3 separate regions of the Mus musculus genome follow, and regions 2 and 3 are each linked to region 1. A link is a loop called in an ENCODE intact Hi-C map of the cell type or tissue named here. Cell type or tissue: heart. All regions are shown on one strand.

Evidence for each region. Hi-C counts contacts between places; a loop is a spot of excess contacts. Peaks named below come from ENCODE experiments on the same cell type or tissue, not always from the same donor. Only the 100,000 strongest peaks of a DNase experiment are listed, where the experiment ranks them.
Region 2: it touches region 1 in a loop (7-fold over the local background); 6 of 42 quality-filtered maps call a loop at or near these places.
Region 3: it touches region 1 in a loop (4-fold over the local background); 13 of 42 quality-filtered maps call a loop at or near these places.

What each region holds. Positions count from the first base shown.
Region 1 is chr10:59,891,950-59,899,949 of GRCm38, reverse strand. Dnajb12 (DnaJ heat shock protein family (Hsp40) member B12) reads right to left here. Exons shown (of 9, transcript NM_019965.3): 4 at 7,093-7,278; 5 at 6,933-7,012; 6 at 5,610-5,719; 7 at 4,190-4,362; 8 at 3,449-3,600; 9 at 654-2,459. The coding sequence ends at 3,479. Gm46226 (a long non-coding RNA gene) reads left to right here and starts at 2,188. Exons shown (of 2, transcript XR_001779776.1): 1 at 2,188-2,274; 2 at 5,365-6,068. In heart, CTCF peaks have their summits at 4,971 (motif pointing left) and 6,770 (motif pointing left); DNase peaks (open chromatin) are centred at 189, 2,909, 4,979, 6,829 and 5 weaker places; H3K4me3 peaks cover 821 bases; H3K27ac peaks cover 3,136 bases.
Region 2 is chr10:60,143,884-60,151,883 of GRCm38, reverse strand. It overlaps Gm51802 (predicted gene, 51802), which reads left to right. Exons shown (of 2, transcript NR_168572.1): 2 at 4,014-4,341. Among named protein-coding and RNA genes, the nearest start is that of Gm51802, 15 kb to the left of the region's middle. In heart, a CTCF peak has its summit at 3,615 (motif pointing left); DNase peaks (open chromatin) are centred at 3,613 and 4,193; H3K27me3 peaks cover 1,880 bases.
Region 3 is chr10:60,233,486-60,241,485 of GRCm38, reverse strand. No RefSeq gene overlaps it. Among named protein-coding and RNA genes, the nearest start is that of Chst3, 18 kb to the right of the region's middle. In heart, a CTCF peak has its summit at 3,525 (motif pointing right); no DNase peak of the experiment used is centred here; H3K27me3 peaks cover 57 bases.

The DNA of each region.
Region 1 (8,000 bases):
TGGATGACGTCCCTCTCTTTCTGGCTCACTGAGCTCTTTTAGTCAGTCAGAGAAGGTGGGGGCCAGGAAGCTGGCTACCCCTCTGCCAAGTGTAGCTAACAAGTGGCAGCTTGCAGGCCTGGGCAGGCTGTGGTGACCCTGCTCGGGGACAGCCAATGAGCTCCCGGGTTGTGGTGGCACCACCAGGCAGCCCGCCTGCCTTTGGCTGGCGCGCCAGCGGGAGGGGCCTGGGCCTGCCACTCACGGCTGCCGGCCCTGTCTCCGGGAGGCCGGGCAGATCTGCCGCTGGCTCACCCTGAGCCCCAGGCTGCCTCAGTGTTAGCTTTCTCCGTCTCCCTGGGAGAGGAGGCTGTGGCTGGCAGACTGTGGACACAGATGACAAGAGCCATTTGGGAATTTTCCCCAAGTCCCAGATCAGGAATGGGCTGCAGCCCAGCCCGGTGACAGGGTGGTGGGCAGGTCCCCATCTAGGGCTGGTGTCAGGGGCACCGCATCCTGCGGCCCCACAGCCATCTGAGCTCCTCCATACCCTTTGTTAGGAGGGCCAGGCCTGTCACTTAGGAGCTCCGGAGGCACAGGCTGGGCGGTGTCAATAGCAGCTGGTGGGAGCTTCCTGCCCCACCCCCTGTTCAATGCAGACCCACCACTGCCAATCACATAATAAACATATATTTATACATGTACAGTATCAGAATTCTAATTCAAGAAATACAGCTTCTCAGGGGATCCTTTAGGATCTGTGTTCTTATTGCACATGGCTCAGCCCCTCCAGGGACAGCTACCAAGACTGGACAGGTGGGGTGGCAGGGGCAGAGCACCAGGCCACTACGGGTGGGGTACTCTGGCCCACACCCAGTTATTATTATCTCTCTAGGCCAGGGTGGCCACTTCATTGCAGGGTGGGACCTTGTTTAAAAAAAAAAAAAAAGAAAAAAAAGACCAATTTGACAATTCCTAACCAAGCTTCCTTTCCCAGCAAGCATCCCATTCGTTAGGGGGTTGTATGAGAGAGACACCCTTGGTGGGGGTGGGGGGGTGGGGGTGGGGAGTGGTGGTGGTGGTGTCAGTTACCACCTCTGGGCTGGCAGCTTGGGGAAGTAAGGCTTTGGAAGTCTGTAGGTGATCGGCACACCCGTGGCCAGAGGAAAACTGGGGGAAACGGCAATTCCCAAAGGCCCGTAATAAACGCAGGAGGAGTTGAACCTCCTCCTTCCCCTGGCAGCAATGGCTGTTTTGATAAAGAGCCTCATCTGAAGGGGAAGCCATTCTGGTCGTAGTGGATTCTTCATCCAATGAGTGGAGCCCGGTGGGCCCACTGTGGAGTGAAGACAGGCGCTCACAGCACTGGCTCTCCACAAGCTGGGCTGCACTCAGGGCCTGGCTCAGCTCTGGGAGGAGCAGCCTTCTGGAGTCCTTGGTGCGCAACTTAGAAAACCTGTTGGCAATGGTGGAGCTGTGCCCTGTGGCACCTGTAAGGCAAACCCACCTGGGGACTTGGGTGGGGAAGAGGTATGGGCAGGGGAGTGGCTGCAGGGCTCCCGGGCATGAGGGCGGCGAGCCCACCTGAGGCTGGCCAGAGAGGAGGCAGCTTGAGGAGCTGGCCCCATCCCAGAGGGCTTTGTCTGGGATCTCTGCTGTAGCCCAATACTGAGCAGCTATCTCCAGGGGCACCATTCCCTGCCCCAGGCTCTTCCCCTACCTTAACCATAAGCCTGGAGACCTTTGCAAGTTTTCTATGGATTTATACCACCATGATTACTGCTGCCATCAGTCAGGCTGGGGCTAAGGGCGACACTAATATCTGATTTGACTTTCCGTATGCTGTCGGCTACGGCTACTGTCTAGCTTGTGAAAACCAGGCTGCCTTCCCAAACAGGCCCCGTTTTCTAAATTATGGAGCAAGTCAGCTGAACATCTTAATTGAATCCCTGAATAGTTTTAAAAGACTTTATATATATATATATATCTTTATATATGTCTATTTACATATAAATAGATATATATATACATACATACGCATTTCTAAGTTACGTTCTCTGGAATTCTCTCCTCTCTGTTCCTTGGCCCATGCCTCAGCCTGATTTCTCCTTGAGTGACTGGTGGCAGCTCAGGGAGGAGGGAGGAGACACAGTGGGGTGTCCCCTCCCCCAGTCCTTCCCCACAGACATTTGCTGCAAGTTTTACATTCTACTTTCGTTGCCATGGTTTCGGTATCCTAGGAGCCAGTGATGCGGAGCTTCTTGCCTGCCCTGGGAGAGGAGGAAGCAGCCCGAGGTAGGCTGTCTGTCTGTCTGTCCTAAGAGCTTTCTGCATTCACTGTCTGAGAGAGGATGGCTGTGCGGTGTTTGGCTTCCAGTTCCATTTAAATTTTTTCTGTGTATGTCTTTCCTTAAATATACAGTCCATCACTGTGGCTGGCTCAGTGTGTGTCACCAAAAATTCTCCAGGGATTTCATAGTCTGGGGAGGAGAGGGAAAGAGTTAGGTGAGCGGTTGTGGCAGGCACCTCCAGCTTAGCCCCACAGCCCAGCAGCTGGCCCTGGTCGATCCCTCTGCAGTACAACCACTGCCCCAGAGCTGACACTAGCTATCGAGTGGTCTTGAAACAGTCTGTGAATGGCTCTGTGACAGGAGACACAGGCAGAGGAGGGGGAGGACAGGGTACCAGTGCAAAGAACTTCTGGCTCTGCCCACACTCCTTTAGGCTTGAGCCAGGCTCCCTGCTCTGGGCACTGGGCACCAAGCCCATTACCCACATACAAGGGAAGGGGTGGAGGGGGTGGGGTGCCTGTTAATAGCAACTTTCACTTTTCCCCACCTCTCCTGTGCTCAGTAGCTTCTTTTGACCCTGAACTTGTGACTTTTTGTTCCCTTCTTCAAGACCACAGGGGAGATGCCTGGGCGGGGCCGGATGCCCGTGGTTTCCTGGCTCCCAGGTTTGGAGCACTGGAGTGAGGGCCTCAGGTCCCACCAGAGAGGGAGTGGTCAGGGCCCACAGACCCCTCCTGCCTGCTGATGGAACTGGGCATCTTGCTCCATTTCCTCCTTCCTGGGTGGAGAGAGAAGGATGCTCTCCTGCCCACTTAACTCCCCATGGGTTTTTCTGACTTCCGTGGGTGACTGTGGGTGACCCAGTTACGTGTGAACGCACAGGCAACAAAAGCCAGGCTTGGGAAAGGGCTGAGGTGGTTTGATTACTGGAGTAGTCGAGGAAGCACAGGTCCTCACTCTGCCTGGCTTCTGCCCCCGAATCCTTGCAGCCCTGGGGAGGGGACAACGGGGTCAATGGGGCTGGGGGAGGTGCCCAGAACTGCCTCGTCTCTGGAGGTTGGAAGTGTGAGGATGGTGAGTCTCTGCCATCATCACCAGGTTCCCTCCCTCCATCCTCTGCCCATGACCAAGGCCAAGGCTGCCAGGAGTTGCAGCAAAGAAGCAGTCCTGGCTCATACTTGGACCTGGGTGGTGTGGCTGGCCCAGAACTATCCATGCAGGGAGGCCTGCACCTCTGACAGCCGATTGCAACTCGGGGTGCCCATCTTCTGTGCTCTGTGGTACATGTCTGTGTCACCAAAGTAGCGGGCTCGGTACAGCAAGCCTTCCTCTGCAAAGAAACAGGGTGAGGTCAGAGCCCCAGGACTTTGTGGCATTTACCTGCCTGAGTCCATGGGGAAACAGGAAGACAGGACCAGGGGTTGGGGCAGAATTGGCTTCCCAGGATGGAACAGGAAGTCAGGACTATGGTCCCAGACAGACTGGGTACACAACCAGTGGGTGGCTAGGGGTTTGCAATCTGTCTCTAATACATTCATCTCTAGCAACCTTAATGATAGGCACTAGTGACACATGAGGACCTTAACGAAACCATCAAATGGTTTGCAGCTTAGGGGAACTCCAGGAGTGGAGTTCAGATCTTGGCAGGGAGATGACTGCACAGGGCACTTCTTTGGTCCACGAAGAACCAAAGAAGGGTTTTTCTGTTCTCAGCACACACACACACACACACACACACACACACACACACACACACTTAATGTACCCATTTGCATGACATACACACACATGCATGAGTACATACACATACACACATCAATGCATACATATGCATGCACACACATATTGATGCGTGCGTGCCCACACGCACACACACACACACACACACACACACACACACGCACACACGAGACACTCACTCTGCTGCTTCTCCTTCCAGCAGTTGTTGCGCAGGTTGGCGATGTAGTCATCCTCTACATTCCGTTCCACTGTTTTGAGGCTGGAGCCCGTGTACTCTTCGGAGAAGGTGTCTGCCACGTAGTAGGCGACGTTCAGGTGGTCAGTGACTCGCTTGTGGATGTGGCCCACTGACCTGACCAGAAACACACCAGGCACAGAGTGGGCAGCTGGAAGTGCCACCCAGGCCACAGGAAGAGCTGGATCCCTTCTGCACTGCAGCGGGAACTCACTGGCTCCCCAAAATGAAGGTCTGCAGCAAAGGCAGAGCACCCCAGTGCAGGAATAGCTCAGTCTATGTCACGCCCTCCTTTTCAGGGCTCTGAGGGGAACCGGGCAGATGGGGAGAGAAGCTCTGGTCTGGGAAGCTGGTCTTGCCAAGGGTGTGGGCTCTGCCTTCCATGCCTCAAAGCTCCTAGATGCTGAGGGCCGGCCTAAAGTAATGAGCCTCGGGTCAAAACAAGAGGACAGAGCTGTGTCTCTAACAGCATGGCACATTAGCATGAGTTAGTAGTTCATTCCCAACCCCACAAGAAGAGAAAATCCAAAAAGGCACAAAATGTCAGGAAGCATACGTGGGCACAAGACCTGTGGGCAGCAGGAGCCACACCTCCCAACAGGAGTCCCTGCTCCAGGGAGGCAGCTCCCCAAAGTGCATTCTCTATCTCTAGCTGGAGAGCGGTTACATCTGGCTCTAGGCAAGCAGGGCAGCTGTGGCAGCAGAGACCAACTCTGCCCCCTGCTGGCCGAGGGAGCCTGCTGGGTCCTCAGGCAGCGGCAGGCCAAGGGATTGGAGCTCAGGGCTTGCACCAGCAGAAGCTAGAACCTGCTGCTCCAGGTCCTGGGAAAAGAGAGGCCCTGATATCTTAGAGGGTCAACTAACTCCCTGGAATCAACCACTGGCAGCTGAGCTTGGCAACCACTCAACAAACACTGCTGAGCACTTCCCTGAGCTGGATACCTCTCCTTACACGGGTTACTTAGTAACTCTTACTAGCAGGTGGATGCTATTGTTCCCATTTTACAGACCAGGGACCTGAGGTTACATAACTTATGTGGAGTTAGGGCTCTCAATGCAGAAGCTGGGGCGCAAAGCCACCCTCCCCCGATTGACTATACCCTGTTCTTTCTTTCTTAGGGCTTCAAACAGACTTCAAGAGCAGAGGACATCTCAGCGTCAGCAAAGGTGGGGACAGTGGCGGGGAGTCACGCTTCTGAAATCGCGTAGGACAGTGCATGTGTGCTGCCTTAAGGAAAGGGCTGGAGCTTCGTCTGCATTCTCTGCGAGGCCTATGATCCTCAAAAGTCTAAGGGGCCCGGCCCGGGGACGGTATGCAAGATGGCGAGGGGCCCAGCCCGGCCCTGCCCGGGGCGTGCACTCACGGTCTCGGGCTCAGGCTGTAGGGAGGACTGGACACCATGAGCTGGCTGAGCGCAGACACGAGGATGAGGATGAGGATGGGCATCAGCTGCACGAACACTCCTAGCCCGCCCTGAGGGGAAGAGCAAGAGCAGTGGTCACAGCCCTGAACAGTGTCGTGTCGCCTGCCTGGGACAGCCCCCTCTCCTCCCTTCCCTCTGACAGCTTTCCCAGAGGACAAAGCAACCGCTTTGGAGCACACGTGTGAGTGTGAGAGCAAGTGGCAGGCCGGGGACACAGACCCTCACCATCCACAGCTTTCTGAATTCTGAGCCACACAAATGTTCTGCAGACAGCAAAGCATCTAATTAAAGGGCTGGGATGCAGTCTGTGGCATGGAACTGTTCTAGTACCCACAAGGCCTTGGGTGTGATTCTTAGAACAAAGACAGGACAGCCAGAAATAAAGGCATTACACATGAATCTGACTTTAAACTCTTCTGTACGTTAGATGTAAAGATACACTAATCCCAGCACTCAGGAGGCAGGGACGGGAGAAGGGTTGGGAGTTGCAGTTCCAGACCAGCTAGTCTGTACAGCAAGTTCTAGGCCAGCCAGAGCTATACAGTGAGACCGCGCCTCAAAATCCAAAGCCAAACCCACCCCTAACAAAACGGATGTGCTGGGCGTTATGCTAGGTCGATGAGGCATAATCCCAGTATTTGGAAGGTGGAAGTAGGGCTTCAAGGTTGTTTTCAACTGCAGGGTAAATCCAAGGAGACAGAGAGGAAGAAAGGAGGAAGGGGAAGAAAAAGAATAGAAGAGAGGGAGGGAGGGAGGGAGAAGGAGGAAAAAGGGCAGGCATGCGTAAGGACGTGTCCCCCTGTTCAATGCTCTTCACTGGCTGTGTTGATCCGTGGCATCCCAAATGTGTCTGAAGCACACTGCCTGGCTATACAGCTTTTCCTCACTCTCCTAGAAGGCTGAATACCCACACGGTCCTCTTTCTTCCTCTCATCATGTTTTAACTTTCCATCACTCAGAAAATGTTACGTCAGTCTTAAGAACAAATAGACTCCATAGAAGCTGTTCCCACTATGCGTTGCCTGGAGGTGAGGCTTTGTTTTATGCCCCCAACAGAAGCCAAAGCATCACGCAACACGGAGTGTGGCTCCCTCTGGTGTCCCTAGGCAGAATGGCACTGGGAAGGAGCAAAGATGGCTACTTGGCCTAAGAATGCTGGGGGGGTCTTAAGTGGATCAAGACTCCCTCCTCCTCTGGGGCCCATGCCCTGGGGGGTGGAATGGGGTGGGGGGCTGGAGTGTTACTCAGCCTCTGGCAACTCACATCACCCTGGTTGTCTCTGCGGTCTTGCCTCTGCTGGTAGGTGTACCGCATTCGGCCATTGCTGTAGACATGAACGTTACCTGAAACATGGAGATAGAGTCAGGGGCTGCAGCAGTCAGACCCCAGAACCACCGCTAAGGAGAACTGGCTGTGGACTTACTGGAAGGAAAGCCGCCACCAAAGAACATGTTAAAGAGGTCTTCTGGGGAGATGTCAGCCTCAAAGCCTCGGTGGAAGTCCCCGTGGCTGTGGCCGTGCCGGGCAGCCTGGCTCTTGTCATCACCAAACTGGTCGTACTGTTTCCTTTTCTCTGGGTTGCTGAGTACGGCATACGCTGTGCCAATGGCTGCAAGGGGAGAAACAGCCTTAGCACAGCCAAGAGCTCGCTTCTTTCAGGTCTCAGCGGAAGTGGGGTCTTAGGGGTAGAGGGTTTGCCTGTTGGGCAGGCAATCCAGAGCACCTCTAGGCAAGGCTAAAGTCGGGGCTGTGAGGATGCTCTTTCCTTTTTTGAGTCAGGGTCCCTGCTACATCTCCTAAACTGAAACTGCCAGAATGGTCCAGGAACTTGCCCAGGTTGCCTTCCATTCTTTATCCTCCTGCCTCTGCACTGGGGTTGTGGGCATGAGCCTATACACCTGCTTCAGGTGTGTCCTGCTCAAGCTCTGCCACTGATGGTACAGAAATGCCCCTTGCACACGCTCATCTTGTGGGGTGCCAAGGAGACAGTGTAATATAATCCTGCAGTCATGGTGCGACCCACGAGGTCCTGGTTGTAAACGGGAGTGCGGCAGACACTGCGGGGAAGACACAACCCCACCCCCACCCCCCGGTTTTTGGTGGAGACACCCGTGTGTCTGCTGTGTGGCCAGGATGAGTCTGCTGCCCCCAGGGCCCAGGCCTCAGCTGCTGTTTTCTATCTGGCGCTGGGGCCTCCTCACCAGAGCTCCCAGGGCAGAGAGCTACAGCCTCCCAGGGCTTGCATCCCCTACGCTCCCCTCGCTCACAGCAGTGGGCTGCAGACTAGTTTCAGAGCTGGGAGCCCCTGGGAGGGAGGATGGAATCTTCTTT
Region 2 (8,000 bases), 250 kb before region 1:
GCCTGGCCGGGTGCTTGCGTCTGAGAATAAGTGTGCATGTGCCAAGAAGGGCCTGAGACTGTTCATGAGGGAATGAGGAATGAAGGGAAGTGACAGAGACGGGGTGGGGGTGAGGGCGCAAAGATGCCCTCTGCCTTTTCTCCATGGCGCCATTGAACCGGCGCATGTGGCTCACAGGATGGTTGAAATTTGTAAAGATTTTGGGGAAGCCTCTTAAAAGAAAAATGGCACAAAGAAACAAAGGACAGGATGAGAGTCAGAGAAGAAGGGAAAGAAGGAACTGGAGAGGAAGAAACAGAGACAGAGGATAAGCTCCGCCCCTCCCCAGCTCAGCACTCAGTGCCCCAAGCCCCCATAGGTCCACAGCAGCCAGTGTGCAGGCAGCACCTGCCAGCTCCTTCCCCAGCCACACAGAGCTGGCACCCCCTGCCAGCCCAGCAGCTGTCTTCCACTGACCATAAAGGTCCCTTTCTCCAGTGGCTGTTTGGGTTGGGCCCCGTCTGCCGCATGGCAGTCTGTAGCCTTTGCCCACAAGCACGGGGAGGTTCAGGGCCTCTTCCTGTGGCTGAAGGGCTTGCTTTGTGGGCCCAAAGATCAGCTGGCCAAAGCTCTGGTCCTGGAAGCCAGATGTTTCCAGCCTCCTGATGTTCCAGGAGGTAAACAGGACCCCAGAGCCACCTGAGTCATAGGCCACACTGCCCCCCCCCCCACTCCTCAGCCCGACTCCAGAAGAGAACACACAGCCCCTGTGTCTCCTCTGTTCATGACGTTAATCACTGCACCTCAGACCTGCAGCCAGTGTCAAAGACACCACGAGGAATGTGGCCAGCCTCGGCTCCTAAAGGCTTTGATCAGTCGGGCAAACACTGGGATCCTGTCCAATGCCACACCCAGGGCACTATCAAGAATAATACTAGCCAGGTAGTGGTTGCATACGCCTTTAATCCCAGCATTTAGGAGATAGAAGCAGGCAGATTTCTGAGTTGGAGGCCAGCCTGGTCTACAGAGTGAGTTCCAGGACAGCCAGAGCTACACAAAGAAACCCTGTCTCAAAAAACCAAAAAGAAAGAAGAAGAAGAAGGAGGAGGAGGGGGGAGAGGGGCATGGGGAGGGGAGGGGGAGAAGGGGAGGAGAAGGAGAAAGAAGAAAGAACAAGGAGAAGGAGAAGAAAGAAAGAAAGAAAGAAAGAAAGAAAGAAAGAAAGAAAGGAAGGAAGGAAGAAAGAAAGAGAAAGAGAGAAAGAAAGAAAGAATTTCCCCTTTCATTATTGCACATATGTATATACACTTTGCTTGCCCCATTCGGACAGTACCTCTTGGCATGTGCCCCCATGGCTCCTAACAGCACGGCTGATTCAAGACCACTGGTCTATGCATTCTGCAGAAAGTATGGGGCTGAGTTTCTAGTTGGAGTCAACTGGAAATCCTCTGTGTAGCTTCTGTTTCTTCCCAGGTTTAAGAGCAAGATGCAACCCAGACAGGACGGGGACAGCCTTAAGCCTTCTGTCAGGGATAGGCTAGATAAGGTGTGGAGACTGGTAGATAAGACCAACCATCAGTGGGCGACTGATCTTCTAACTGAGCCCTCACCAATACAGAAGGCAGATGAGGATGTGCTAAAGCCAATGAGTGCCTTGTGGCATTTGAACTATGACCTTAGCTAGTGTCACTCTTAGACTTTTTTTTTTTGGTTTTTCGAGACAGGGTTTCTCTGTGTAGCCCTGGCTGTCCTGGAACTCACTTTGTAGACCAGGCTGGCCTCGCACTCAGAAATCCGCTTGTCTCTGCCTCCCTAGTGCTGGGATTAAAGACTTTTATCTACACGAAACTCAGGCACTGTGGGCCTCAGTTAAACTTGCAAGTACGGTTCAGGGCCACTAAATGTTGAATAAGAAATGTTTGGCAGTGACCATCTTTGTCTGACAGCAAGGCTGGGTTATTATTATTAAATACTGGGTTTTGTTTTTGTTTGGTGCTGGGATTGAACCCAGGGTTTTCCCATGTCACACATACTCACACTTTCTGCCACAAACTACAACCACAGGCTTGGGCCATTATTTCAACACTCTATAGAGTTTTACTTATATACCAATTTTTAAAAAAATTTTTTTGCTTCAATTCATGACATAGCTGAGGATGACCTTGAACTCCTGACTCCTGCGCCTGCCTCCTGAGTGCTGAGATTACAGGCTCCCAGGCACAGCAGGCTTTACGTAAGCTGGGGATGTATCCAGGGCTTCTTGCCCTTATGTGTTAACTCCATCAACTGAACTATCCTTAGACCCTAGTCTTGGTTTTAAATGCAATTTAAAAAAAATTAAGATTTATTTTATTTTCATATATGTGAGTACACTATAGCTGTCTTCAGACACACCAGAAGAGGGCACTGGATCTCCTTACAGATGGTTGTGAGCCACCAAATGGTTGCTGGGAATTGAACTCAGGACCTCTGGAAGAGCAGTCAGGGCTCTTAACCATTGAGCCACCTCTCCAGCCCTTAAAAATTTTGAGATTATAATTTAATTACGTGTCTCCCATCCCTTTCCTCCCTCAAGCCCTCCCATAGACCCCTCACCTTCAAATTCATAGCCCTTTCTTTCCTAATTGTTATCATAAGCATATATGTACAGACATATACATCCCTAAATACAACCTGTTACGTCTGTATAATGCAACATACATGTGTGCTTTCAGGGCTGCCCATTTGGCACTGGATAACCAACCGGTGTGCTCTTCCCTGAGGAAGACCACTTCTCCAGCCCCCAGCAAGCCTCAGTTGCGTAGAGCACTGTATGTAGGGTTCAGGGTTCCCGGATTCTCCCCCATCCTGTTTGGCCGGTCCAGCAGATTTGTCCTTCTGCAGCTTATGTTTGGGTGGTCATACTGGTTAGACTTTATGGATGTAGCTTCTGACGTTACTAGGCAACACAACCTCACAGCAAACTCCCTGATCCTCTGGCTCTTACAGCCTTTCTGTTCCCTCTTCTGTAGTGCTCCCTGAGCCTTAAGTGTGGCAGTATTTTGTAGATGTATTCACTAGGGTGGAGTGTGCTCCACAGGTCTGCATTTTGATTGGTTGTGGATTTCTGTAATGGTTTCTGTCTGTTGCAAAGATAAATATAATTCTTCATAGTATATTCCCAATATTTATTTATTTCAGAAGAGACCTTCTTAGGTAGCCCAGGCTAGCCTCAAACTTATGATCCTCCTGCCTCAGCCTGAGGAAGTTTAGAAATTCAAGATTAGTCTCTGCTACATGAGTTCAAAGCCATCTTGGACTGCATGGGACCTTGTCTCAAAACATTTTTTTTCCTTTTTTTTTTTTTCACTTTTTTTAAAAATTAGGTATTTTCCTCATTTACATTTCCAATGCTATCCCAAAAGTCCCCCATACCCACCCCCCTCAAAACATTTTTTTTAAAGGAAGAAGGAAGGAAGAGAGGACGGGAGGGAGGGTGGAAACACTTTGCTTTTAGTCTCCTTCCTGCCTACCCCATTCTTACCTCCCGCTTTGAACCTGAAAAACCTTGTTAGCTTTCAGTCCTAGGTGATGGCTCTTCCTGGTGGCCAGAGCCTTGTTTAGCACAATGCTTGGGCGCCCTCTGGTGGCGTTTGGAGGAAATACTTAGGCCAGAGCCCAGGTCTCACTCTCTAGTTACCTCTGGACCCCTCTGTAGCCTCTTTACTTGTCTTTCTGCTCAATTTACTCCGCATATGACCCTGCACAGCATCTTTTTATAAATCCTCAGGTCTTCCCAGATGTGACTGATTGTTTTAGAATCCCAAAAAGTCATCCTGGATCCTGGGTGGGCTTGACTCCACAACCTGGTGCTCTCTTAGAAGCAGGACATAGAGACATGCAGAGAAGACTGGATGGAAACAGAAAAGGGCTGGAAGGAGCTCCTTTTCTTTTTTTCCACTCTGTTTTTTTTAATTGGTTACTTTATTTACATTTCAAATGTTATCCCCCTTCCCAGTTAACCCCCTGACCTCCCCCATCTCCCCTGCTTCTAGGAGGGTGATCACCTGTTGGGAGCTATTAAGACAACACAATTGTCCTGATCTCTGAATTGGGCCTCTCCCCCCAAGAAGAAAAAGGGGTCAAAAGCGGGCCACCGACACACCGTTCCGAGAACAACCACAGAATGTTCCAGCCCTAAATCAGCGCCAGATATCTGGACCACACCCTGATACCACCAAGTTCCAGCTTCCCCGTGTAACTGCCAAAAGAAAAATTTCCACTGCCCCACCCCTCCCGCTGATAAGTACTTGTACTTCCCCTTTTGCTTGTGCATTTAAGCCTTGAGCCTTTCTCAATACAGCGGGACCTTCTTGCCACTCAGAATGTTTCCGTGTCGTTCTTGCACTTGGTCCTCATATCTCTCTACCCCCCATTTGGTTCTTAGGAGAAGGTCCCCTCGAGACCCTCGAATAACTGGACCTGCTGGACGGGTCACTCACCCACCCACCCACCCCCTCCCACATCAGCACCCTAGCCCTCCCCAGGACCAAGGGGATCCCCTCCCATTGATGCCAGATAAGGCCATCCTCTGCTAATATGCAACTGGAGCCATGGATTCCCCATGTGTACTCTTCAGTTGATGGTTTAATCGCTGGAGGATTGGGGGGTGGGGTGGGGCTGGCTGGTTGATATCGTTATTCTTCCTATGAGATTGCAAACCTCTTCAGCTCCTTCAGTCCTTCCCCTAACTCCTCCATTGGGGTCCCTGTGCTCAGTTCAATGCTTGGCTTCGAGCATCTGCATCCATATTGGTCAGACTCTGGCAGAGCCTCTCAGGGGACAGCCATACCAGGCTCCTGTCAGCAAGCGCTTCTTGGCATCAGCAATAGCATCTGGATTTGGGTTCATTTTCAAACCAAGGACACTTACCAGCAGCAGATGCCAGGAGAAAGGCACCGGCTGGACCACCTCGGAGCCTCCCAAAGTAGCCTGAACCTTCATCTCAGACATCTGTTCTCCAGAACCCAGCATATCACATTTCTGCGACTCTACCCGGCTGGTGGCCATTTGTTGCCCCAACCTTAGAATCTAGAATATAATCCCAGGAGGTCCCATTCTTCCTACAACAAATGGGCCACTAATGTGAAGCCTCGGGGCTAGAGTGTTCACTGCCTCTCATCTGTATGACAGTCTCATTGTTTGAGAGTTCTGTCTCCTGAGACAACTGAGGATTCCACCAGGGTTAGATCCTGCCATCTCTGCTGGGTAGGGCTCTAGGAGTGAGACTCATAGAGGAGGCAGCACCTGACCTGGACCTTAACGGCTGGAGTGGCAAGAAATAGAAACAGGTGGGCCCTCGGCTTGGTCCTTATGACAGAGCATGGAAAACTGAAGTGGAAAGGAAGGTGTGGGCCATGGACCTTTCTGTTTCTATCTAACTAGGCATTGAGACACAAGCCTGAAACAGAGGCATGTGGCTGAGCGGGATCGAGGTTAGCTTTAAGATGTGAAGGGTCCTAGTGAGCTGCCTGGTCTGGCCTCAGTAGGAGAGAATGCACTTAGTCCTGATGAGACTTAATGTGCCAAGGCAGGTTGGTACCCAAGGAGGCCTCCTGTTCTCTGAAGAGAAAGGAGATGAAAGGTGGGTGGGAAAGAGGATGTGGGAGAAGAGGAGGAAGGGGGGCTGCAATCAAGATATAAAGTGTGGGGCCGTGAAAGGCAGCCTGTTTTGGTTGAACGAGGCTTGCTCCGGAGACCCAATAGAAAACTCTATAAGGGACAGAACAGTGAGTCACATTCCCAGAGACAGGTGCCTGACACCACAGAGCCCCCAACTCCATAATTCTGTGACTATCAGTCACGCAGACAATGTCCCAAGCTCCTGGTATTCTGGCTAGACTCCACCCCCACAGTTACCTGACAATAGCCAGGTATGCTCCTCCCCACAGCTACCTGGCAACAGCAAGGTAGCCCAGCCCACTATAAAAGGAGCTGCTTGGCCTCTCCTCACTCTCTTAAACTCTCACCTTTCTTCCTCTCATCTCCAGCTCTCCTTCCTTCCCCTCCCTCCCCCCCCCTTCTCTCCACGTGGCCATGGCTGACCTCTCTCTTTCTCTCTGCCTTTCTACAATAAAGCTCTAAAATCATAGACTGTCTCTGTTCATCAATGCCTGCCGTGCTTGAACGATGGGATAGGCTTTCCCCTAAAGAGCCTCGTCTAACCTCCCACCAGAAGGCCTTCCTGCGCTCCAGGCATGGACCGGACCAAGGACTCTTGCCCATGTGGAAACCACCCAGCACCCCCTCTCTCCCTGCCCACTTCTTCCTTCGGCCCTGGGGGTGAGCAAGCCACCCCCAGGGCCCCCACTTTGTTCTCAGCTCTTCCACAGCGTCCAGCGACGTCTGACATGCCCGAGATTGAGAACCTGTTATCTCTGACTTCTGTGAGCCCCAGAGACCTCGGACTACCCCTTGTCCACCCCTCGATGGGCTGGGTTCCATGGCTTCCCACAGCCAGACACCAACCGGGGACCACTGGTGGGACATGGGTTTTCTCTCACTTCCTTTACTCCCCCACACCCTCTGTCCAACAATAAAGTAAATAAAAAATCAATTAATGGAAAATAAAAGGTATGAAGGTTCCAATCTTTAAAATTTCTGAGCTTCAGCCACACTAAGTATAGCATTGCCCCATCTCAGGGGAGTTCTCCAAACTAAGCTACTCTCCTCTCCTCTGGTACTGAGGGTTCTCCATCCTGCATCTTTCCAGAAGGAATCTCTGCATTTTCCTGAGGTCACAGACCTATGGCTAGGCTGCACAGTTGGGCATGTGATCTAGACATGCCAACCACAACATTTCACCCAGCAGGCAACAGAAGCAGGACCAGAGGCCTTTGGGAACAGCCATGTGGACGATCAGGTGAATCTCCACAATTCTGAAGTAATGCCCTGGCACAAGAGGAGGTATTCTCAAGAGAGATCCCATGTTCTCCTGTCAGGGACCAAAGAAACCAGGGACAAATGGTTGAGGCACCTATTAACATATCAAAGTGGACACTGGCCTCCTTGGGCTCTCTCAGCATCACAAGTACCTGCTCAGAGTCCAGGCCTCCTCTCAGCACTTCTCTCTCTCTCTCTCTCTCTCTCTCTCTCTCTCTCACACACACACACACACACACACACACACACAGACACACACACACAATACCACACAGATACTCACCCACAGATACAGACACACACACACAACACCACACAGATACTCACCCACAGATACAGACACACATAAACACACACACCGACACACACACATAAACATACACAGATACACAATACACACAGACAGAGACAGGCATAGACGGAAGCACACACACACAACACAGACACACAAACCACACAGATATACACCCACAGATAAAGACACACAGAAACACACACAGAAACACATACACATAAATATACACAGACACACAGACAGACATAGACTGAGGCACACACACAGACACACACAGAGACACACAAACCACACAGATACACACCCACAGATACAGGCAGACACACAGCCCTATCCTAAACCTCGCCATCCCCTGAACTTTGCTTCCCTCCCCACAACTTCTGATTTCTTAAATAATGCAGCCATTTCAGCCATGTGCTTTCTTGACTTCTCTTTGACCCGCTGGCCCCCACTCCTCTGGGCCCTCTCTCTTCTCTCCCTGTCTTGCTTTTCCCATTCCCGTCCCCATCCCCCTGGCCTGGTCTATTCTGCTGGCCATGTTCAATCTGCTACTTTCTCTTTGCTCTGGACCCTTGCAGAGACCTCTGCCTGTGCGCTCCCTCATATCCACAACAGAAACCTTCTCCTCAACCGCACTGAGGAACGGTCATGTCTTCCTTTTCATTACTCTCTCTTCTGGTACAACAACACTGAAACCGTGGGCCCTGAAGAATGAAAAGATCCATTTGGAACCTGGTGTGTGAAGCCCCGGCACTAACCGGAGGAGGAGCTGACTACCAGGAAGAGTTCACACACTCCAACAGCT
Region 3 (8,000 bases), 340 kb before region 1:
TTATAAGTAGGTACACTGTAGCTGTCTTCAGATGCAGTAGAAGAGGGCATCAGATTTCATAACAGATGGTTGTGAGCCACCGTGTGGTTGCTGGGATTTGAACTCAGGACCTTCAGGAGAACAGTCAGTGCTCTTAACCTCTGAGCCATCTTGCTAGTCCCCAAGTTGCTCCTTTTTTGATATATGCTCCCTCCTTGTGGTTCAAACAGGTGCTGTAAACCAATTAGCTTAAAGGCCAATATTCCTTTATCCTCTCATGTAACTCCAAGGCTTGGAAACCCCCACTTGCGGTTCTTTCCTTCATAAACTTCCTTCCCCTAGACCTCAGGGCCACTCTCCTATCCTGTTGCATCAGTAAGGTTTGTGGCCCAGGCTCCAGCTTGAATAAAGACTCTCATGTGTAGCCGGGCAGTGGTGGCACACGCCTTTAATCCCAGCACTTAGGAGGCAGAGGCAGGCGGATTTCTGAGTTCGAGGCCAGCCTGGTCTACAGAGTGAGTTCCAGGACAACCAGGGCTACACAGAGAAACCCTATCTCGAAAAAACAAAAAAACAAAACAAAACAAAACAAACCACTCTCATGTGCTTGTATCAGAGTTGTGGTTCCTGGTAGTCTCTTTGGGGTTTTTGCAATCTGGGCACAATATGAGCTCATTAAAACCATACCAAAGAAAACAGGCCATAAAAATTGGACACTTCAGACCACTTAAAAGTTGTAATTTCCTCACCTGACTACGTAGAGCAGTGGTTCTCAACCAGTGGGTTGTGACCCCTATGGGACTGAATGACCCTGTGGGGGTTTGCATACGCTTGCCGTGTGGGAAGCGGCACTATTAGGAGGTGTGGCCTTGTTGGAGGAAGTGCGTCACTGTGGGGGTGGGCTTGAGGGCTCCTATGCACCCAGGGTGGAAGAGAGCCTCTCCTGGCTGCCAGCCAATAGAGATGTAGAACTCTCAGCTCCTCCAGCACCATGTCTGCCTGCCTGCTGCCATGCTTCCCGCCATGATGATAATGGACTGAACCTCAAAACTGTAAGCCAGCCCCCATTAAATGTTTACCTTTGTAAGAGTTGTCTTGGTCATGGTGTCTCTTCACAGCAATAGAAACAACCTTTCACAGGGTTGCCTAAAACCATTGGAATACAGAGAGTTTTACACTATGATTTATAACAGTAGCAGAATTACAGTTATGAAGTAGCAATGAACATAAGTTTATGGTCAGGGGTCACCACACCATGAGGGTCACAGCAGTACGGAGGTTGAGAACCACTATCATGGAGTGTTAGACTGCCAAGTGCCGTGAACGCATGGCTCCACACCAGCCCACCTTCTTTGACACTGTGTGTATGTGTTAAGGACTAAGGACTCCCTGGCTCAGCTCCATTTCCTGCCTGCCTGTCCACCTGTTCATCTGTCTCTGGGCCTGACCGGTGGCTGGTGTTCCTGCTCTGGACTCTTTCATCCCTGGGCTGAATTCTGCAGCTTCATTCTCAAACCTCACTCCTTGGCTCCTGCCGCAGCCCCCTCTCTACACTAGCCCACGGCCTTACCTTACTGTACAGACTTCTGAAGCCTCTGGACCTCGGACTTGTATTCACTCTGTAATCCGTGTGTGTGTGTGTGTGTGTGTGTGTGTGTGTGTGTGTGTGTCTGTCTGTCTGTCTGTCTGTCTATACATATGAATGTGTATATGTGTGTGCCTTTGTGTATATATATGAGTAACTGTGTATACATGTGTGCTCATGGTATGTGTGTGTCCCTGCATGCATATGAGTGTGTGTACCTGTGTGTGCCTTTATGTGCATGAGTATCTATGTGCACATGTGTGTGCATGTGTGTATGTGTGTGTCCACGTGTGCATATGTGTGTAGCCGTGTGTGCCTCTGTATGCATATGAGTATGTGAGTATACACATGCATATGTATGTGTATGTGTGCATGTGAGCTTGCAAGTGTGTGTGTGTGTAGATATATTTACTATGTGCTGAGAGTTATTTTCAGTGATTAAAAGACTGGAAAGGATGTTGCTTTCACCAGTTTGCCTGGGTAGCTGGATGACAAATTGCCATCACAGAAACCACTAAACATTGTGAATTTAGTGTTACTCAACAAATTCTGGCATTGCCTGATAGAATAAGCATGTTTGTTCGTGTTTCAAGCACAGTATACTCATGATAATGACTATATTCTTGGAGGCCTCTCTCTCTCTCTCTCTCTGTCTCTCTCTCTCTCTCTCTGTCTCTCTGTGTGTGTGTGCAACTCAACAATTGTATGGCTACACTTTTTAATTGTTTTATTTTTAACTTTCGTTTTAAAACACATGTGAATACAAAGAACAACCAGACTTGAGTCTGACACACCCATCCCCTGAGAGCCTGAGAGGGTTCATCCAACAGGGAAATAGATGAGGAGACCCACAGCCAAGCATCAGGCGGAGCTCAGCAAGCCTTGTGGAAGAGTGGGGGATAGAAGTGAGCAAGCCTGAGAGGAAAGCACACTCCAAGAAGACCTGCAATGTCAACTAACCTGGGCCCATGGGAGCTCACCACTAACTGAACCACTAACCAGGGAGCACGGAGGGGCTGAACCTAGGCCCCCTACACATTTATAGCAGATGGGCAGCTTGGTCTACATGTGGGACCCTGACAATAGGAATAGGGGCTGTCTCTGACTCTGTCACCTGCCATTGGATCCCCGTCCCCTAACTGGACTGCATGGTTGGGCCTCAGCGAGAGAGGATGCGGTCAGTCCTACTTTGACTGGGTGTCCCTTGGTGGGGGGACCCCCCAAAGGAGGCTTCCTGGTTTTGGGGAGAGAAAAGAGAGCAATGAGGGAGAGAAATTTGTAATGGAGGGACAGAGAGGAGACAAGGGGGCAATCGGGATGTTAAAAAAAATCAATAATAAATTCATGTGGGCGTTTTGTCTGCATGTTTGTGCACCACATACGTACAGTGCCCAAGAGGGCCAGAAGCGGCGTTGTATCCCCTGGAACTGGAGTTACAGATGGTTGTGAGCCGTGTGTGACTCCTGAGAGTCAAACTGGGGTCTTCTGTGTTCTCAACCACGAAGCCATCTCCAGCACAGCTTCTTTTTTCTTATCCACCTTTCCTTTCTTTATTATTTTGTTTGTTTGGTTGGTTGGTTTATGCCTATAAATACTCCTTGATTTCCTCTGGTCAAATTTTTTTGAGACAATTCCATCAGGCTCAGCCAATTGGAGAACAGTCCACCTTGTCCACCCTGTGAATGGCCTCACAGCAGGGTTTTAAACCAGCCTCTGGCTCTGTCAGCCTTGGCACCTCCATCCAGATGGATGCATGGCCCTTGGCACCAATGATGCAGTTGCTTGGAAACATTTCCACAGCATAGACAGATGCTCATGAACTCACTGGGTGTCTTCAGGCCTCCTCGCTCCAGGTCCAGTGTGAGGGCAGAAGGCTATTTATTTCTGTTTAATTATATGTAGATGTTTGTGAGACTGTGGGTTTGTGCCTGTGGGTGCCATGCTCATGGAGACCACAAGATGGCGCTGGCTCTCTTGCAGTCAGGTGCTTGTGAGTCCCAATGTGAGTTCTGAGAACCAAAATTGGATCCTCTGAAAGAGTGACAGGTGTCCTTAACTGCTGAGCCACTTCTCCAATTTATCTCTCCTTCCTCCTCTTTCCTCCTTCCCTCCCCTCCCTCTCTCCCTCTCTTCGTCCCTCCATCCTCTTCTTATTCTCTAGATACATTCTCACTAGCTTCCTGGCTAGCCTCAAACTCGCTATGTAGTCAAGGATGGCTTTGAACTTCTGATCCTCTTGCCCTCGGCTCCCAAGTGCTAGGATCACAGGTATGCATTACCATGCCCAGCCTGAAGGGGCAGCCCAGGCTGACATCGAACTCTGGGTCCTCCGGCCCCATCCTGTACAACCCATGCCTACAGAATGGGATACAACAACTGGCATTCTGTCCGTTTGTTTGTGACAGAGTTTCACTCTATAGTCTAGATTCACTTCGTACTCATGGCGACCTGGGCAAAGCTCCTACCCCAGGAAACCTGGAGTTATGCAAAGCTGTTACAAGAAGTCTTCCAGATCCCTGTCGCCCAAACCTTGTTATGCCCATGGGTAGACTCGCTGTTTCTTCTATTGTTCTTTTCTTTTCTTTTCTTTTCTTTTCTTTTCTTTTCTTTTCTTTTCTTTTCCTTTCCTTTCTTTTTTTTTATTTTATTTTCTTCTTTCTTTCTTTCTTTCTTTCTTTCTTTCTTCCTTCCTTCCTTTCTTTCTTTCTTTCTTTCTTTCTTTCTTTCTTTCTTTTTTGACACAGGATCTCACTATGTAGTCCTGGCTGTCCTGGAACTCACTCTGCAGACCAGGCTAACCTCAAACTCAGAGACCTGTCTGCCTCTCTTCCTTCTGTCTCACAAATGCTGGGATTAAAGGTGTGACCATTGTTCCTAGCTGCTTGTGTGTTTTTCCCAGATCTCAGCTGTTCGTGAATGATGCTGCTGTTTGTCTTGCTAAGGTTTTTCTTGCTGTGATAAACACTATGACCCAAAACAACATATACGGGCAACAGCCCATCATTGGAGGAAGTCAGGGCAGGAACTGAAGCAGGGCAGGAACCTGGTGGCAGGAACCAAGAAACCATGGAGGGGTGCTGCTCACTGGCTTGCTCTCCGTGACTTACTCAGCTGGCTTTCTTATGGAACCCAGGACCACCAGCCCAGGGCTGTGCCACCCACAATCTACTAGGCCCTCCTCCACCAATCCAGAAAATGTACGAAAGGCCAATTTAGTGGGGAGCCTTTTTCTCTTGGTTGGGGTTCCCTCTTCCAAAGTGACTCTAGCATGTGTCAAATTGACATAAAACCAGTCAGCACACAGTTGAAAACTTTCACAGACATCCTTGAGTGGCTCGTTACCTCTTAAGACACAGTCTTAGCATGAGCCCTGTTGGGCTCAAGGGGAGCTTCGGGGGACCCCAGCCCTTCCAGTCTACCCACAATAAGCAATGGCGAGCCATGACAATTCCCTCACCTGGGGTCCCATCACTGTGTTTCCATCCTGGAGTTGGTTGATGATAATCCTGGCTTCTGTGGGAAGGAAGTTCATTTCCCCCTAGACAGCTTTTGCAAAAGCAGCAGCCTATTCTGCCTTCCAGGATGGTTTTGTTTTTTTTTTTTTTTCTTTCCCCAAGACAGGGTTTCTCTGTATAGCCCTGGTTGTCCTGGAACTCACTCTGTAGACCAGGCTGGCCTTGAACTCAGAAATCCGCCTGCCTCTGCCTCCAGAGTACTGGGATTAAAGGCGTGCGCCACCACCGCCTGGCCCAGGATGTTTTAAAAACCAGAATCCTTACAAATGGAAAGCACAGACTGTGTGTCCAGATGGTCTCTGAGAACAGGCTCAGGGATGGCAAGCATCAGAAGAGGGCAGAGCCTAGAGGAGGGCGGAGCCTCAGAAGAGGGAGTGGTTATATAGCCTGTGTCTGGATCTGAGGTTCTCAACCTTCCTAATGCTTCAACCCTTTAATACAGTTCTTCGTGTTGTGCTGACCCCCAACCATGAAATTATTTTCTTTTTTAAAAAATATTTATTTATTTATTTATTATATGTAAGTACATTGTAGCTGTCTTCAGACACTCTAGAAGAGGGCGCCAGATCTCATTACGGATGGTTGTGAGCCACCATGTGGTTGCTGGGGTTTGAACTCAGGACCTTTGGAAGAGCGGTCGGTACTCTTAACCACTGAGCCATCTCACCAGCCCCCTATTTTCTTTTTTTTTTTAAAGATGTATTTATTTATTTTATGTATTTGAGTACACTGTAACTGTACATATGGTTGTGAACCTTCATGCGGTTGTTGGAAATTGAATTTAGGACCTCTGCTCATTCCGGTCCGCCCAAAGATTTATTATTACACATAAGTACACTGTAGCTGTCTTCAGAAGAGGGCTGGATTTGAACTCAGGACCTTCAGAAGAGCATTCAGTGCTCTTACCTGCTGAGCCATCTAGCCAGCCCTAAAATTGTTTTCATTGCTGCTTCATAACTATAATTTTGCTACTGTTATGATTTCTAATGTAAATATCTAATATACAGGGCATCTGATGTATGATCCCTATAAAACTATCAGTCAACCTCTCCTTACTCTGAGGGTCACGGCCACAGACTGAGAACCTGTGGCTCTGGAGCAACATGCAGAATAGTACGTGCCACCCATACATGGTAGAAGGCATGTTTGTGGAGACACTGCCTCTTCTACTGATTTTGGCCCAGGCTTTTGGGTGGTTTTGTTTTTCTTTTCTTTTGTTTTGTTTTGATTTGAAATAGAGTCTCACTATGTGACTCTGCCTATCCTGGAACTCCTTATATAGACCAGGCTGGCCTCAGACACACAGAGATCCACCTGCCTCTGCCTCCTGGGTGCTTGGATTAAAAGCATGCACCACCATACCACTGGCCAGCCCCTGGTCATTTTTCTTCAACCTTGTCACCAGTTCTGACAGCCCTATAATTTGGAAGTCTGACAACCCCTATACTATAATCCTCAGTAGACATGTGTTCAGGGCCCTCTTGAGCCAGCTCAGGATCTGAACACCAGCCTCCAGTGCCAGGGTCCCTAGTGGGCCAGCCACAGAGGCACCTGGGGCATCTGCCATTTTCCTCTCAGTTCTTGTCAGGAAGGCCAAGTACGAGGCATAGGAGGGGACTGCCTGTGACTAGGCTACGTCTGAGCATGGCTACAGAACCTTTCAACATGCTCCAGTGGATGTGGCCTGTTACCGTGTCCTCCTCCTCCACAGCCAAGGAGGAAGGCATTCTACCATTGTTTAAAATGAAGGCAGGCAAAGCCGGGTGGTGGTGGCGCACGCCTTTAATCTCAGCACTTGGGAGGCAGAGGCAGGAAGATTTCTGAGTTCGAGGACAGCCTGGTCTACAAAGTGAGTTCCAGGACACACAGGGCTACACAGAGAAACCCTGTCTCAAAAAACAAAACAAAACAAAAAAAAAAAGAAGACAGGCAACCAAAAATACAACAGTCAACAGGGCTGTATGCTACTCCCTGATTCCCCGGGAACATCCTGGAAACCATGGTTTCTGTGGCTTGATTTTTCTTCAGAAAACATCTTTGGTTGCTACTCATACTGAGGAGGAGCCTTGGTCTCTCAGACGGCGGTGATGTTTGCTCTGAGGGTCTCAAGAAAAGGTCAAAGGCTAGGCTAGGGATCTGTCATCGGGCATGAAGTCTGGGTGGCTGAAACTCTGTGACCGTGGCTCGACAGTAGAGGGTGGCAGAGCTGTAGGGACCTTGAGAGTTATCAGGAAAGAATCTCAGTGTCTCACGAAGGAACAAAGCAAAAGTAACTTGGCAAAGCAGTTTCTTTCTGTTCTGCACACGACCAAGACCGCCTTGTCTCTTCTCCTTAATGTCAGTCCAGACTACTCTGATCCCATTGGTGGGAGCTGAACTTCACAGTCTGACACGATTAGCTAATTGCTACAAAGGGGAAGACGGGGGTTGGGAAAATGAAGCCCTTGTGGGGCTAAGTACCTTTGCCCCCCAACTTTTTATTGATTCTCTGTGAGTTTCATGTCATGCACCCCAGTTCCCCATCTCCCTCGTATCAGCCTTCTATCCTTGCAACACCTCCAATAGACAACAATAACAACTGAAAAACAAAGCATAGAAAACATCTTGTAGAAGCTGTAGTGTGTCACGGTGTGTCCCACAGTACATCCGTTTATCCACACATCTTCTCTTGCAAATGTTCATTGCAATGAGTCATTGCTCTTGTTGCCCTGTGTCATGGAGATCCTGCAGCTTTGATGAATAGGACCAGCCCCTTCCTGGTCCAGCAGTTCACAGATGAGGTAGATGCTGGGGTGGGCCAACTCAAAGCCCTGGATCTGGGCCTGGGTGGTAGCTGAGTTAGCCAGCCCACCAGCTCTCCCACATCTGCACCCCCAGGGCAACCTCTCCAGCATGCGCCAGCTAGTTCACGCAATGCCACT